Regions from separate parts of the Mus musculus genome. Here region 1 is linked to region 2. The links are chromatin loops, found by intact Hi-C in ENCODE. Cell type or tissue: heart. All regions are shown on one strand.

Region 1 (8,000 bases), 510 kb before region 2:
TGGAGAGTCAGCAATTAAAAGTACTACCTGTTCTTCCAGAGGAACTGGGTTCAATCCCCAACACCCACACGACAACTCACAGCTGTCTATAACTCCAGTTCCAGGGGATCCAGCACCCTCACACAAACATATCAAACATATATACAGGCAAAACACCAATGCCTAAATAAATAAATAAATAAATAACATGTATGGGGGTTGAGACAGGGTTACTTTTTCTACCCTTGGCTGCCCTGGAATTGTAGATCAACCTGGCCTTGAACGCACAGAGATCTGACTGCCTCTGCCTCATGAGTGCTGGGACTAAAGGCATGTGCCACCATTGCTTGACTCGTTGGAGGTCTTAAATCTATGAATGACAGGCTCCTCGCCACCCAGAAGGATGAGACAAGAGTATTGCCACACATCTGAAGCCAACCTGGGCTACATGACAGGTTCTAGGCCAGCCTGGGCTATGAAGTGAGTTGCCATCTCACCCCCATCCCACCCCCACTCCCCGCCTCAAATAGCAACTAAAGTCTTGGCTCCTGGGGTTACTGAGCTGTCCTGTTTGTTTTAAGCCAGTTGATCTGAAGGAACATGTGAACGTGAGGAGCATGAAGAGGTATACAAAAGAAGAGACATGTTTGCAGGGGTGTGTACTGTGGGCACAGGAGAGGGGGAACATTTTGACAAAGACTGGTTCATACTCAGGAAAGGCGGAGGGAGTCATTTGGCAGGAAGCAATCCTGGAGTGTTGGGGGTGGAGTTTGGAATTATGATGTCAACTATTATAGAGAAATGCTTGACTCATCCTTCCTCGCCCTCTTGGCCTTGCTCCCAGGTCTCGAGCCCCTTTACTGACACCAGCAGGTTCCCCCCCCGCCCCCCCAAACCGGAAGAAGAGTCAAAAAGAAAGAAAACAACTAAAAACAATGACTTCTCTTCACACCTCGGCAATGGGAGTCAGACCGATCTCTCTGTCGGAGTCCAGCCAGAGTGCTCCTCCCACGCAAAGTCAGTGCTGCGAGAGTGAGCTTCTTGCCAGTCCTCTGCCGCCTAATTAACTCCCAGTGTTCTGCCGGCAGTGCCAGCCATGATCCATCTCCATTCAGAAAACATTCTTGTAGGTTCTCCTCTGAAGACGGATCTGTGGAGGGTGCTGGAGAAAGAAGGGGCTCTTCCAGTTTCTTCTGTCCTTGGAAAGTTGTCAGCTGGGTGATGCTCAGCGGCTGTGTTGACTGAGAGGTGGATTCTGGGTTGTACACAGCATGCAGGGTGTGGCCCATGACCGAAACAGACCCATTTTCCTCCTCCTCCTCCCTCATCCTTTCTGCAGCCACTCTTTGAATGTGGCCACTGGGCTCTTGATTACTGTCAAGGAGGAGGCTCAGGAACTCTCTGCAGCCAATGTGTTGAAGTTGAAGTCCTGAATGAGAGTATTAAATACACACATACACACGGGATCAAGAGCAAGTTCACATAGGGTCTCTGAAACTAATAATACTTCACGGACACTGAAACATTACACAATGCCAAAGGAACGTGGTGATCTTCATGGCAGAGAAGCGGGGAAGAATCAAGAATGTTTCCTGTTGTGACTATATATCCCTCTTCTAAGCATTCCACGTACATCAAGAGACTCTGTCAAGTAGCCCAAGGGATAGGTACTATTATATCTATTTTATTTTAGAGACAAGGCTCTATTATAGCTCAAACTGGCTATATAGAGTGATGTTCAATGCCTAATTTTCCTGTCTCCATCTCCCACCTGCTAGGGTTTTATAGATGTGTGCTACCACGCCGCACTTTTGTCTTCCTGTGACAGGTCAAAGACCAAGAGGTTAAAGGACTTGGCCAGGGTCCCATAGGAAATGATAGAGGGCGATTCAAAGTCAGCCTTCAGAACTACCAAGTTAAGCTGCCTCCTGTGTGTATGCTCCATTGGAGCCTTTGACATACCCTCTGACTCCCACCCCCCTAGAGAATTATGGTTGCTTGCCTTAATGACAGAAAAGTTACTGCCAGAGACTGTAACATACATAGTCGCGCGTGCACGCGCACAGACACACACACACACACACACACACACACACACACACACACAGCTGACCACACAGTAGGTTCAGTGTTTATTGAATGAATAAATCTGGGAAAGCATAAGTCTGACGCATCGACTATTTTTCCCTGCCTAGCTCACTGCCCTTTTTTTTTTCCCCAGATCTTTCCAGGATTAAGTTGTCCAGCATTTTCCACTCTCATGTTAACCTTTGTACGTTTTCTGCTTGGACAAAGACCCGTAAACGAACTTGAAGGATGCGAACACTGCGTAGAGAACTGTTTGTGGACACTGGGTCCAGTACAACTCCTCTTTCCTTTCCAGACCAATGAGGAACTCTTGTTACCCCATGGTCCAGTTTGCCGTAGGAGTCCAGTTCTGTTCCTATGTTGTTTGGATGCTTGGCAGACTCTTGATTGTGAAACCAGGTCCAAGGTGATCCATGAGTCCACTGTTCCTCCCTTCCCCCATCCCCTCTTGTGGAGAAAACATTTTTCACTAGAGAGACGAAGCATACAACTGCAACTTCTTAATTGGAACACAGAGAACTTGTCAACTTTGTTAGGTAGTATTGATGGTGAGATTTCTTGTTAACAAACAAACAAACAAACAAACAACCTGGGCTAAAAGGACAGAATATTTGGCTTTGGAGATATTTTGGAAAATCAGGTAGGACAGTAGACAGGAAAGCACTGTTTGCCGGGCAGTGGTGGTGCACGCCTTTAATCCCAACACTTGGGAGGCAGAGGCAGGGGGATTTCTGAATTCGAGGCCAGCCTGGTCTACAGAATGAGTTCCAGGACAGCCAGGGCTACACAGAGAAACCCTGTCTCGAAAAACCAAACCAAACCAAACCAAACCAAACCAAACCAAACCAAACCAAACCAAACCAAACCAAACCAAACCAAACCAAACCAAACCAAACCAAACAACAACAACAAAAAAAAAGAGAATGCACTGCTTTGTTAATCTCAAGTTGGCAAAGTCAACCAACTCTGCTTCGCATCGTGGACTAAAAACGTTTTATTAAACCGGCAGTCAGATTCTCTGGTCCGGCCAGGGGCTTCGCCCGCTGTCGTTGTTTGGGCTACAGATTACTCCAGCCTGGCTCTAGGAGTCGAGTCGGGGTCAGCGCCCCCGATCCTCACAGACGCCGCCTTCCGGGTCGCTGACCCTGGAGCCGGAGGGCGGGGCCGCGCCGGGTGGAAGCGGAGGAAGAGGCCGGCGTCCCGGGAGCGCGCGAGACCGTCCGCGTGAACGCGCCCGCCCGCCCACCCGCGCGCCCGCGCCCACGCCCGCGCCCGCCCGCGCTCCCGGGAAGTCTCGCGATGCGGTAGCCGGCTGCTCCTGCTGCGGGTGGCTCGGGCTGTTGCTGTGGTTGCCGGAGTTGCGGCGGCGACGGCGGCGGCGCTGGCGCGGGCGGCGGCGCTGGCGGGGGTGGCGGCCCCGGCGGATGTTGACATTGTGTTGTTGTTCCTGCCCACGGTAATGGCGGCGGTGGCGGCGGCAACGGCGGCGGCCGGGACCAGGTCTCCTCAGTAGCCGGAGCCCACACTGCCGAGCGCCAGCTCCGCGGCCTCCGCGCCCGCCGCCTCACCAGCCGTTCCCCGCGGCCGCCCCAGAGCCAGGGCCCCGGGCGGGGGGCTCGCCGGCTCGGGATGGCGGATTTCGATGAAATCTACGAGGAGGAGGAGGACGAGGAGCGGGCCCTGGAGGAGCAGCTGCTCAAGTACTCGCCCGACCCGGTGGTGGTCCGCGGCTCCGGTCACGTCACCGTGTAAGGCCCTGCGAGGGCTAGGACGAGGACGGGTGGCGAGGCGCGGGCGGGGTGGGCCCTGGGACCCCTGGGGGTCCTCCTTTTCTTAAACCCCCGTCCCCGGTGACTGGCGCGGGACGGGGGCCTTGGGGGAAGCTCCGGCGATCAGGAAGTGAGAACTTGCTCTGCTTCCATTTGTTTAGGACTCCCAAGTGGGGACAGACACTGCCTCCCCTCCCTCCCACAGCCCCGGAGCAGGCCCCGTGGCCCGCGGGGATGTGTGGGGTCCCAGCCGGGAAGATGGCTCTTTAGGGTCTGCCTGATGGGCCATCGGTACAGGCTAGAGGTGCACACACTCACACACACACACACACACACACACACACATCTTGTGGGATCCATCTTTGTAACACCCCCCACACCCCCGTTATTCTTTGGGACTCTGCCTGACTTACAGCCTATTGACATATGGCTCAGAGGTCAGATCTGAGGTGTTAAGATCCCAGTGGCAGTTGGTAAATGAGATTCACTGTCGTGTGTCTATCACACATAACACGTAGGGGCTTCCCAGTTCCTCAAGAGTAAATTTCTGCAAAACTGATTCGAGTTGCTGTCAATTATGTATGATAGAAGTATACAGGTGGACGGAAAAAAAGAGGAGGATACATCTGTTTACAAGGAATTACAAGTACCGAGTTTCCTGTAATCCGGTCTGTTTTGGGACACGGACCTAGGTTGGCTTCTTTGATAAGGGCCCCTGTAAGGTTTATTAGCAACATCAAAAGTCCCAATATTATTCAAACAATAAGGGATGAAAGCATTCTGAAAGGTCGTGACTAATAAAGGAATGTAGACTTGGGGCAAATAATGAGTTGTCCGGAAGAAGGAAGTTTTGTAACATTTCCCTGATAAAATCCGGAGTTTGTACAACTTAGGGTATTGATACTCCTTTGCAGCTGCTATCTCCAGTTGAAAAGTCATCGCTCAAACTTCCTGTACTTGCATATCACTTTATCACTGATAGAAAAAGGCAGCGAGCCTGAAGCTGTCTGGAGCGCTTGTCATTGTTTTTTGGTGTAGGGTGAGTGGGGCGTGCTGTGGGCAAGGCGGTCAAACAGTGAGGCTCCTCAGAAGATCGGCCCTTGTGTAGTCATCCTGACTAGCCTTGTTGTTGTTGTTGGGGTGTGCTTATGTAACACCTTGGTGTCTTCGCACCTGTTAACGTGTGCATTTAGGTGATTTAACAGGGTAAAAACACTGCATAAGCATTGTTTCAGTACCTGGATAAGGAGATGGGACTTCGCACCATAATAACTGCTCTGTTTTAACTGTCAACACAAACTTAATTAAGGAATATAGCTAATTATGAATAATACAGTTTAAATGTATATCATAATGCTTTTAGTGTTATAACCTGCTATTTAATTTTTAGTTTAACTCTTAGGACTTTTTTCTTTTTCTTTTGAACTTAAGGACTATGGGTGCTTTTAAAAGCAATTACAAACAAACAAAAAACCGACACAGTGATAGTCCCAGTACTCAGGAGGCAGAGGCAGGTGGATCTGTGAGTTGCAGACTCCCCTGGTCTTCAGGGCTACATAAAGGATTTCTGAACTTTTTCATGTTGTCTGTGGTCATCCTTAAACTCCTCCTGTCAAATCAAAGCTGGCAGAAATTTATTTGCAGAGGTTCAGCTAGGGCTGGAGATGTAGCTCAGTGTTAGAGTGCTTGTCCTGGGTTCAGAGTAACCAAATAAGGTTCAAGTGCAGTTGTCATGTCTCTTCTGTTCAAGAAGAAGAAAAGCTAAACATGTTGTTGGGAAATAGAATAGTCAAAGTGCTCAGATAGAAAGTTGGATTGTAGTTGACTATTTGGAGTGGTTAACAAGTGTGTGAAGTAATTATTAGTGGTCTTTTCATCTTGTCTTTCAGAATCACCTGGCTTGTGCTCAGGAACTACTAGCCTTTATTATTATAAGCATTAGAAATAAAGTACTTCCATTTGCAGGACTAACAGTCATTTAGTCTAGTTTATCTGCCCATTAAGATCATGTGGGGAGCATCCGCTGGTGTTCCAGCCCTCTTTTTCCAGGCCAGTGGCCACATATGAGTGGAGCTCTTGTTCATGAATAGGCTTGGATGGGGTTGGAGGAAGGTCTTGGAGGTGGTTTTGATTGTACCTCGGAATCTGCTGCAGACACTAGTGATGGTGGTGTTTGCCACCTTTGCAGGAAGCCTTAGTATGTTTGTGACCTCCCTTAGACACTTCTGATAGGTAGTAACCTTCCTCTGCCACTTTTATATAAATCAATCACTTGTGTCTCCTCAGTTCACAGGATGACAGCTTTAGTTCATACCTTTCCAGATTAAGGGGTGAGATAATGTATACAGAGAATACGTGAGTGTGTGTCTTGTGCTCAGGAAACACTAGCCTTTGTTAGTTATTACCCTCCTCAGGTGGCGCTCTGCTTTGAGAAACATTTGTGTAAAATATAGATTAAGAATTCAACATTGCCATTTTCAAACCAAACCGTGGTTCATTTAGCTAATTCTCTTTTTACTTTGAACCAACTTTTGGTCAGCAAAAGCCAAACCCTGTTTTGTGGTGATACAGAATTCTATAATAATGTAAAGCTTATGTATGACCATCATGCATAATGTTAGGCATACTAGACTATGTAGCCAAGTTTGCACCTACAAGAGGCTTTGAAATTTGTGCTTATATGTTATAACGGTTTCACTTTCCTTTTCAAGTATAATCGGAAAAGTGATTAATAATTACAGTGAACCATGGGCTGGAAAGATGGCTCAGCAGTTAAGAGCATTTGCTGCTCCTACAGAGGACCAGGTTCGGTTCCCAGCACCCACATGGTAGCTTACAACCATCCATAACTCCAATTACAGCAGGCTCAACAAAACACTCATACACAAAGATAAAATAAACAAATCTTTAAAAATTAAAATTATAGTAAACCACATAAGCTTACTTCTCTTTTTGCTAAGGAGTTGGTTAAAGCATTTCTCCCTTTTACTTTTAAAGAAACAATATTATAAATGGTTACAGTATTGTCTGTCTGTAATCCAGGTCAGACTGAAAAGATTCAGGTCTGCCTGTGTGCTTGCTTTTGCAGTTGAGCCTGTCTTGTCTTGTCTTGTCCTTTCTTTTCTTTTCTTTTCCTTTCCTTTCCCTTCTCTTCTCTTCTCTTCTCTTCTCTTCTCTTCTTTCTTTCTTTCTTTCTTTCTTTTTTTTTTTTTTTTTGGTTTTTCGTCTAATTTTTCTTAATAAGCTCACTAGTACTCTAATTTGAGAAATCATTTTATTCTTTTGTGATACGTTCTTTCTAGATATTCTAGATGAGTAATGTTTTTTATTTTTGATTTGCATGTGCTAGGAGAAATCTTTTGAAGAAACATATTGAAGAAAAAACCATTTATGGGAAAAGAAAATTATAAATTCCCATGGTTTCATACTAAATACATACCTATAACTTGGAAGACTGGAAGAAGAAAGAAGTGGCAAACTTACTAGATACTGCTGGTCAAACTGATTGATACTCTTTATTGGAAGGGCATAAGCAATGTAAAACACACTGACGTAACTGATCCGTATTTATAGACAGTCACAGCTCAACATACTGCTGAGTCTAGAGGAACCAGTGTGATCATTACCAGACATATCACATAATATGTCAGTATTTACTAATTTTAGTCCAACCTATTTCTTTTATACTCTAAACTACCTTCATTATGTTGTTTGATGGGATAGAACCACAGCAAAGCCATGGTGCCCAAGATCAGCCAGCTTCTAGCCAGTTAGGTTTAGTAGTTGTTGGTAGCTACTCAGACCATGTTGAAGAACAGTTTAGCCAGCCAGGGGCCAGGCCCAGAAACTGTGAAAGGGACATACAAATGACTTTGCTGGATGGCACTGGTTTATAATTTTAATGTTTGTAGAACTTTATCTCAGATTTCAAGCTGTTTTTGAGCATATTCTTTACTCTGTGTGTGTGTGTGTGTGTGTGTGTGAGGGCATGTGATCCTGTGGGGAAGGCATCTTCCCTATGGGCTCCTATGGGTCAGGCTTGGCAGCAAGTACCTTTGCTTACTGAGCCATCTTTCCAACCCTACTTTGATGTCTCATAAGGATGATAACTCTTAAGGAATGTGTTTGTATAAAAGAATTTTTAAAAGTTGAGGAAATGAATTT
Region 2 (8,000 bases):
CACGTGACTCAAGCCATTAGCCAAAAAATACTTCCAGAACTATAGCATAGTCAGTTTCTTGACATTTTACAGATATTTATAAATAGAAACTTCAAATTTTCCTGCCATAACACAGGACTCAAGATAAATGTACTACTGTAATTCTTAATTTATATTTTTGCTTAAATAAACTTGCGGAGATCAAGAAACAAGTCTTGCTCTCTCGTGTTGTGCACGCCGCCTGCAGGCTGCGCTCCATTGCACAGAAGAGCATGCTCTAGTCAGCTACCCAGCTAAGCAGGACAAGTAAAGCATGGTGGCACTGAGATCAGTGCAATGCAATGCAATTAAGGACAGAGGCTTCGGCAATGAGCCAGTCACGACGACGATGGGCAGGCAATTTCAACAGCAGGGTCCTAGGCAGAGTAATGCAATGGTATGTACCAAGCTGTATCCTAATTTTGTCTGAACTCCTTCCGATCTATTAGACATAATACGTTAGAACTTTTAGGTCCTCATCACCATTAAGATCCAAGAACAATAAAATTATAAGCTTTTTCTAAAAAAGTAAAAAATGTAAACATGGATGCCCTCCTACGGGGATGAGACACACAGAGAACTCCAAATGAAATCAACAACAAACACAGGCAGCAATACTCAGAGGAGGCAGGAATGGGTTAACTCCAATCAACTACCATTCTGTGTCCCAGAGAACTCAAGAAAGGGTACCATGAAAGGGAACCTTGAGGAAGGAGAGGGTCAGAGCTCCTGCTGCCCTTCCAGAACCTTGGTTTGAGTCCCAGCACCCACACAGCAGCTCACAACCATCAGTCCCAAACTACAGTCCAGGGGAGCCAATGCCTTCTTCTATTCTCCACAGGCATGGACGCGGAGCATGGACATACATGCAGGCAAAACACAAACACACAGAAAACTAAAAACAAAACAACAAACTACAAACTGAACTTAGAATTATAGTTAAATAATAAAAACTCAGAGTTAAGGATTAGCTCATAAAAATTTCAGCTCTTTGGAGGCTATTTCTACTTTCACTCCCTTACTTCCATGTATCCTATGTTTTAATCTCTTTTTCTTCTGATACAAAGGAAGTTACTTGTAATGGATTTCCATCACCTGTGTTCATTTTAGAAGCTCCATTAAGACATAATTCACATCCACCCATTTAAACACTATACTTAAAGGGATAGACTCTGTACACAGTGTAACAATCATGTTGTGAAATCCTAGACTGTGTACATAGATAGCCTCCCAAAAGAAGTAAGTATACATCACCCGGCATCCCCATTTTCTCCTATCCCACAATACTGGCCTTTTCTTCTCTATGGATTTGCTTATTCTGGAAACTTTATGTACTGATGTCACATGTCACGTGTTCACTCATACTGTAGCAAGTCAATACTCAGTTTCCTTCCTTCCACCAGGAAATACTTCCATAAGGGTACATTGCAATGAACCTATTAATTTGTTTTGGTGGACAGGTAGGTCGTTTCCATTTTACGGACCAGCTATGATTGATGCTAAGAACACTAATGTTCAAATTCTTGTGTTCATGTATGTTTTTATTTCTCTAATTTAAAGTGAGTAGGACTGCTTAATTCATTATAACTGTTTAAACATCTGAGGAAGCTCCCAAGGAGACATCACTTTATAATAGCAGCAACAGTGTACAAACAGCCCAGGTTCTCCATGTCTTCATTAGAGCTATTTGCCTTTTGGATTAGAGCTATCATGCTAGGACTGAAGCATTAATTCCTCCACTCTGAAAACCTAAATCTTCTTTAAATGCTTCGTGTGTATGTGTGTGTTTGGGGCGGGGGGAGAGGGGGGAATACATGTGGAAGCCATGTGGAAGCCAAAGGCATCAGGTATCTTCCAAATCCCTCTTCCAGTCTCTCACTGAACCTAGAGTTCAACAATAGAGTAGACAGTGAGTACTAACTGTCTTAAGTCTCTCCTAGAATGTATTCATTCATGTCCACATCTTATGCTGCATGAATGTCCCCAACTGGGCCATTTCTCTGGCCCTTAATTGCTCTGTTCAAGATCACTCCTCCCCTCATCATTTCAGACAGTCACCAGATCAAACTAAAGCTAACACGACATGTACTTATATGCATTAGATGTAGTGACATTCTGAGTAAATGTCTGGTTCCTTGGACACTCTGTAAAATACTGTTTTGTATAATAACAAAGAAAATCAACATTAAAAAAATAGCATCCATTCTGTTCATGGTATAGTAGCAAGCATAGTTTCCTTTCAAAAACTAGTTCCATTATGAATTTAAAATATAAAGCACTAGTTTACAGCCAAACCAAGCATAGTGGCGCGTCTTTAATCTCAGCACTCTAGGAGGCAGTCAGACAGATGTCTTTGAGTTCAAGGCTGGCCTAGTCTACAAAGGGAATTCCAGGCCTGTCAGTAAGAGCTTGTTTCCAAGAAAAGAAGAGAAAAGAAAAGAAAAGAAAAATAAGAAATTATACCAAAAGTAAGTGACACTATAAAAACACTAACAAACTATGAAAGCAACAATTTTTAGTTATTTTAATTCTTACAGTAAATTATTTTTTTTCTTAGTAATTTAACAACTACACTCAGCCAGATAAAGTTGCTCTTGCCTTTAATCTCAGCACGTGGGAGGCAGAGGCAGGTGGATCTTCTTGCCAGCCCGCTCTACAAGGTGAGTTCCAGAACAGCCAGGGCTATGCACACTACACAGAGAACGTTGTCTTGAAAAACAAAACAAAACAAAAACCCAACTATGTTGTGTACACCTCTAAGCTCAATTAAGGGTGAAAGTTACTCTACAGTGAAAAGTTGGCAAGTACCTAATAACTCAAAAAATTGTCCTATACGTTACTAGAAAACAGGACAGGATTGGTCCACAAGTAGAAACAGTCCTTCAACTTTGGTCAAAATGCAATTTCGCCAAGGATTATGATCAAACAGTAGACAACTTGCTAGAATCGCAATCTGTGTAAGACATCAACAGGAGAGAGTTCACCAACCTGGCATTTTCTTCTTCTGGCCTTTCAACTTCATTCTCATCTACCAAATAAAATAAAATAAAATAAAGTAAATAAAGAAACCAAGCTTAAGCAACAAGTAGTATAGAAATCTGAAGGGAAGATCACAAGCACTAACCTAGATCCTTTGCCAAGTCACTGTGCACATGCACGTCCCACGGGCCTACAAGCATAGCCAAAGTTAGATCACTTCATAAGCAAGACACATCTCTTATGGAAAGAAATACAAGGGGATTTACACATCATGCTAAGAGAAACCCCACACATTTCACATTTTAAGGGTAGTACCGATGCTGTCTTTCCACTAAAGAAATAATCAATTTTACAAGTTTATCGGAGTTTCATTACTAAAAGGCTGCTTAAGACGCTAACGTTCACTTTTATATAATCTATGAAATTTATGTCAAGAATGTATGCTCTAGGAAAGAACAAAATACTTTCAAATCTGGTATAACAGCCAAGGGGGATTACGACTTAAAGTTAAAACTCAGACATCAGACATGTCCCCTACAAAAACAAAGTACATGACGCATTAAATTTGGGGACACAAACACAAAACACCGAATACAAGCCTATGGGAAGAGTCACGAGATACAACTATGACGTGGACTATACAGGGCTCTTTAAAAAGCAAAAAACAAAAAATAAAAACAAAAACAAAACACTTCACCTTAATACAGGCCACAATTCAGGGTTTTCTTTATGGACCACAGTGTATTTCATCTGTTTCTTTTAATTAATACTTTTAAAGCACGACTTTCAGACAAGGAGGTACCCTTGCAGGTGCATCCCATACAAACTGACCATCAAGAAACAAGACGTTAGTTTCATTGCACTGACTTTATTTAGCTGCTATTACAGAATGACGGTTTCTGAAAGAAAGGGACGAGGAGGGGCACCCCATAGCCACTGAGCAAGAGAGACACCAAAGCGGCTCAGAATCGATAAAGAGCATGAATAGAGAGCGCAGAAGCGAGGAGGCCCGGGCGGTGCGGAGGAGGGCGACGCAGGGCTGCCCGGCCTCCTTGGCCCGCGTCCACCGCGCGGTGAGTGCCTGCGGGTCCGGGCGAAGGCCGGGAGCAGGCCGCACTCGGCCTAACCAAGGCCGGTTAGGGCCAATACGAGAGGCCTCGGACGCCTGGGCCTGAAACGCTGGGAGGAAGGCCAGAGAGAACCGGGGAGACAGACAGGAAGTTCCGTACCGCCATACAGCCACTCTTCCTCCTCATCCCCTCCGGTCCCGCCGCTCAGCTCCACCAGGCGCTCCACCTCGCCGGCCGACATGGCCGCCCCACGCACAAGTTAAAGGCGGCGGCCAACAGCTCTCTCAACCCCTTTTTCCAGCCTCGCCGTCCCAGGGCGCGAGAATGGGAGGGAAGCCGCCGGTAAGCGAACGAAGAGCGCGAGACTCAAATCTGGGGCCAACCTCGGTGGAGGCGGCGACCCTGAAGAGTCAGCGACCGATCCGTCTGCGCATGCGCCGCAGGCACCCAAGCGGCGCGGCGTCTCTAGGTGGTTACGCTTCCGCGGCGGCGGGCACCTGGGCCTCTCATTGCGCAAGCGCCGCGCGATTGGCTCCTCCCCCTCCCCGCCCCACCCCAAGGATTCTAGCTTAGCTTCTCAAGAGTGGCTTTCTCTGGGGCTTCTGGTCTTCTTTGAAGTTCCCTTCCCCCAACCTTCCTCCCACTCCCCAGTTCCCTTTGCTACACCATTGTTCTTTTCTGTCCCTGTTGCCTTTCTCCCTCCACTAGTCTATTTTAAAATCCTGAAGGCCAGCATCCCGCACGGGTTTGACTGAACCACAATTGTCAATTCGTCGAAATTTTAACAACCAACAAAAGAAAAATTTAATATATAAAGGATGCGTTCTCTTTGTTTAAAAAATTATTAGTATTGGGCATAGTGGCACTTGGTAGGCAGAGACAAGTCACCCTGGTCTACATAGTGAGTTCCAGGATAGCCTGGGCTATACAGGGAGACTCTGTGGCCGGAAAGTTTTATTTAAGTTACTTAAACTGGTCATCTGAGTGGAGGGAACCTTGGTTGTGAAAATACCTCCATAAGATCGGGCTGTAGACAAACCTGCAGGGCATTTTCTTAATTAGTGATTGATGAGGAGGGTCGAGCGTTAGACTTTATCTGTATCACTTGATTCCTCGTTACCTGAGTAGATCACGAGGGTTTTAATTCTTCTTAGTTTTGAACTCTTGTTTGCTATGCCCTGTTCCCCTGTAGGAAATTCTTAAATTGTTTCAACTTCTGTGTACAATTTCCTCGTAAAAATCTTCCCTGAATTCAACAAATATGTATGAAAGTCTACCCAAGTACTAGGAACTCTTCAAGACTATATAGATTGGCGGTTAAAAAAAAAATCCTTTCTTTCATGAAGCCTTTATTCTAATGGAAGATGATAGACACATCATGTTGATAAGGATTTAAAAATAATAGTAGCTGTAAAAAGACCCACGGCCAAGTGATTAAAAGGGAGGTATAATCTAATATCACGTGGTAATTAATTAATTAATTAAAATAAGTAGATCCCTTAATGGAGAAGGGCTGTAAGCTCTGTGGGTTTCTGCATGGGGGCTACTTGACAAGGAGATTAGGAACATGCAAAAGGCCCAGAGACAGAGAAGTTCCAGGCACCCAACTGCATTTGGAGTAGAGTGAAAGGCAAATGTAGATAAACTGAGTATGCAGATGGGGTGAGCAGGGTTGGGGTGAGGGGAGTAGAGCAGAGCTAAACTCTCTTTTAGACCACAAGTCTTATTGACTACATAGCCACTTTCCCCAGAATCTTCACTAGGCCAAATCTGCCTTCGTCTTGTTTAACTTTCACTTCCATCTGTTGTATGGTGCACCATATCCTTTTGGCCTTTGATACTATCTGCTTGAGAGTACCGTGGGCAGTTACCACCACCACACCGTGGTTAGCTCCATTCTCACTGTTAAGTGCATCTAAAGTAAAATTGGGTGGTTTCATGAGAGAGTTGATTGTCTTTTGCAGAGTGAATTGCTTTTCTTTCCAGTCTGGAAAAGAGTTTGTCTTTCAAATCATTGTCTAGACAAAGAGTTTAGACATCAACAACGAGTTGATTAATGAATGGTGGTGAATGCGGTAGGAGGCCTGCGTGGTGGAGGTAGCACTTGAGCTAAGCTTTGAAAATGATTTCTACAAAGCAGAGAAGCTCATAAAGCTCTAATGACCATCCTTCAAAGCCTCTTCCTTCCTTCTTTCCTCCTAAACTGAATCCTTGTATGGATATGCTTCCTTGGTTAGGATTAATCTCTCCATTTGCCATGGGAAACTTTGACATTAAATAATTTGACTATTTTATAGACTGTCTCTTGCTTCTTATATTATGAACTCATCTCACTACAATATCACATTTATCCTGAGTATACTTATTTGCCATCTCATTATTTATTGCTGTTCTAAGCAATGATGATGGTGATGTTGCTGCTAACCCAGGCCTGGCAGTGCATCCTGTCCTTCCAGGTCCTCTGGAGGCCAGGGCTAGAGCTTGACTCAGGCTAGCAGAGTAAGACTCCATCTCAGAACAATGTCAATAATAATGATATCATTTAATATGAAGTATACTTTTTTTTTTTGAAACAGGGTTTCTCTGTGTAGCCCTGGCTGTCCTGGAACTCACTGTGTAGACCAGGTTGGCCTCGAACTCAGAAATCTGCTGCCTCTGCCTCCCGAGTGCTGGGATTAAAGGAGTACGCCACCACCTACCACCACCCGGCTGTGAAGTATACTTTTGAGAAGTAATGAAAAGGAGTGCTTAGCTATAAGAATTAGACAATGAATAGATTACTGCTCAAATCATGCCAAGAGACCAGGTATGGTGGCATATGCTTTAGGGAGGTCAAAACCCAACTGTATACACACACACTCTCTCACACACAGAAACACACGAATAAAACTTTAAAATGAAAGCAATTGCCATGTGTCACAACTAGATGAATGATGTTAGGTGAAGTAAGTTAATCACAATAAAGCAGATAGTACAGGGACCCAATTATAAGACCCACAGTGCCAATGCAAAGAGAACAGGATTAAAGTAGAGGCTGACAAATGCTGGGGGGGGGGTGCAGGGAGCTGAGGTTGAGGGTGGCAATTGTTATTTAAAGGGTATATAGTTTTGAAACTATTTTGATTTTGCAAAATAAAAAGTTCCAAAGATTGGTTGTACAGCAGCATGAATGTTTTTTAATGTTTCCGAACTGTACATTTTAAAATGACTAATGGTGGACATGGTGGCACACACGTTTAATCCAAGCACTAGGAAGGCAGAGGCAAGCAGATCTCTGTGAGTTTGCAACGAACCTGATCCACATCATGTGTTCCAGGACAGCTAGGGCTGCACAATGAGATCCTGTCCACACATACTCACACACACACACACACACACACTCACTCACACACACACAATTAGAACAGTAAATTACTAAATTTTTTTATCTCATGCATGTTTCCACAATTAAATAATAATAATAATAATAATAATAAAACAGGTTCTAAACTGAGATGTGTAGATCAGTATATCTATTCCTCAACCCAATTCTCATCTTAGTAGCTGTGAAATGGACCCCAAAGCCTTTTGACTGTGTGGAGACAGGATCTCTCTGTCTCTCTCTGTGTGTCTGTCTCTGTCTCTCTCTGTGTATGTGGTGTGTGTGTGTGTTGGGGATGGGTGATTGTGCGTTTTCCACAATTGGCACATGGAGGACAATTTTTCCGGGTCCTGTTTTTCTACATTGAGTCCGAAGGATCAAACTCAGGTCATACGACTTGTGTTGCAAGCGCTTTTAGCCTTATGAGCCATCTTGCTGGTCCCAAAAGGTATTTCACGAGGCTGGAGTGCACCAACGCAGAAGATAACCTACACAAGACCAACTATTACGTTGCAGTAGTTGTTTGGCTTCTCCAAGTTCAGATGGGGGAAGTACTTTGCTTCAGACCAGGT

Evidence for each region. Hi-C counts contacts between places; a loop is a spot of excess contacts. Peaks named below come from ENCODE experiments on the same cell type or tissue, not always from the same donor. Only the 100,000 strongest peaks of a DNase experiment are listed, where the experiment ranks them.
Region 1: a loop joins it to region 2, with 3 times the contacts of the local background. A loop is called at or near these places in 5 of 42 quality-filtered maps.

Annotation. Positions count from the first base shown.
Region 1 is chr5:75,039,995-75,047,994 of GRCm38, reverse strand. Chic2 (cysteine-rich hydrophobic domain 2) reads left to right here and starts at 3,354. Exons shown (of 6, transcript NM_028850.5): 1 at 3,354-3,815. The coding sequence starts at 3,697. In heart, no CTCF peak of the experiment used is centred here; DNase peaks (open chromatin) are centred at 764, 1,194, 3,354 and 3,884; H3K4me3 peaks cover 2,236 bases; H3K27ac peaks cover 1,981 bases.
Region 2 is chr5:74,531,988-74,539,987 of GRCm38, reverse strand. It overlaps Fip1l1 (FIP1 like 1 (S. cerevisiae)), which reads right to left and starts at 4,497. Exons shown (of 18, transcript NM_001159573.2): 1 at 4,227-4,497; 2 at 3,143-3,187; 3 at 3,007-3,046. The coding sequence starts at 4,308. In heart, a CTCF peak has its summit at 4,301; a DNase peak (open chromatin) is centred at 4,507; H3K4me3 peaks cover 2,734 bases; H3K27ac peaks cover 2,245 bases.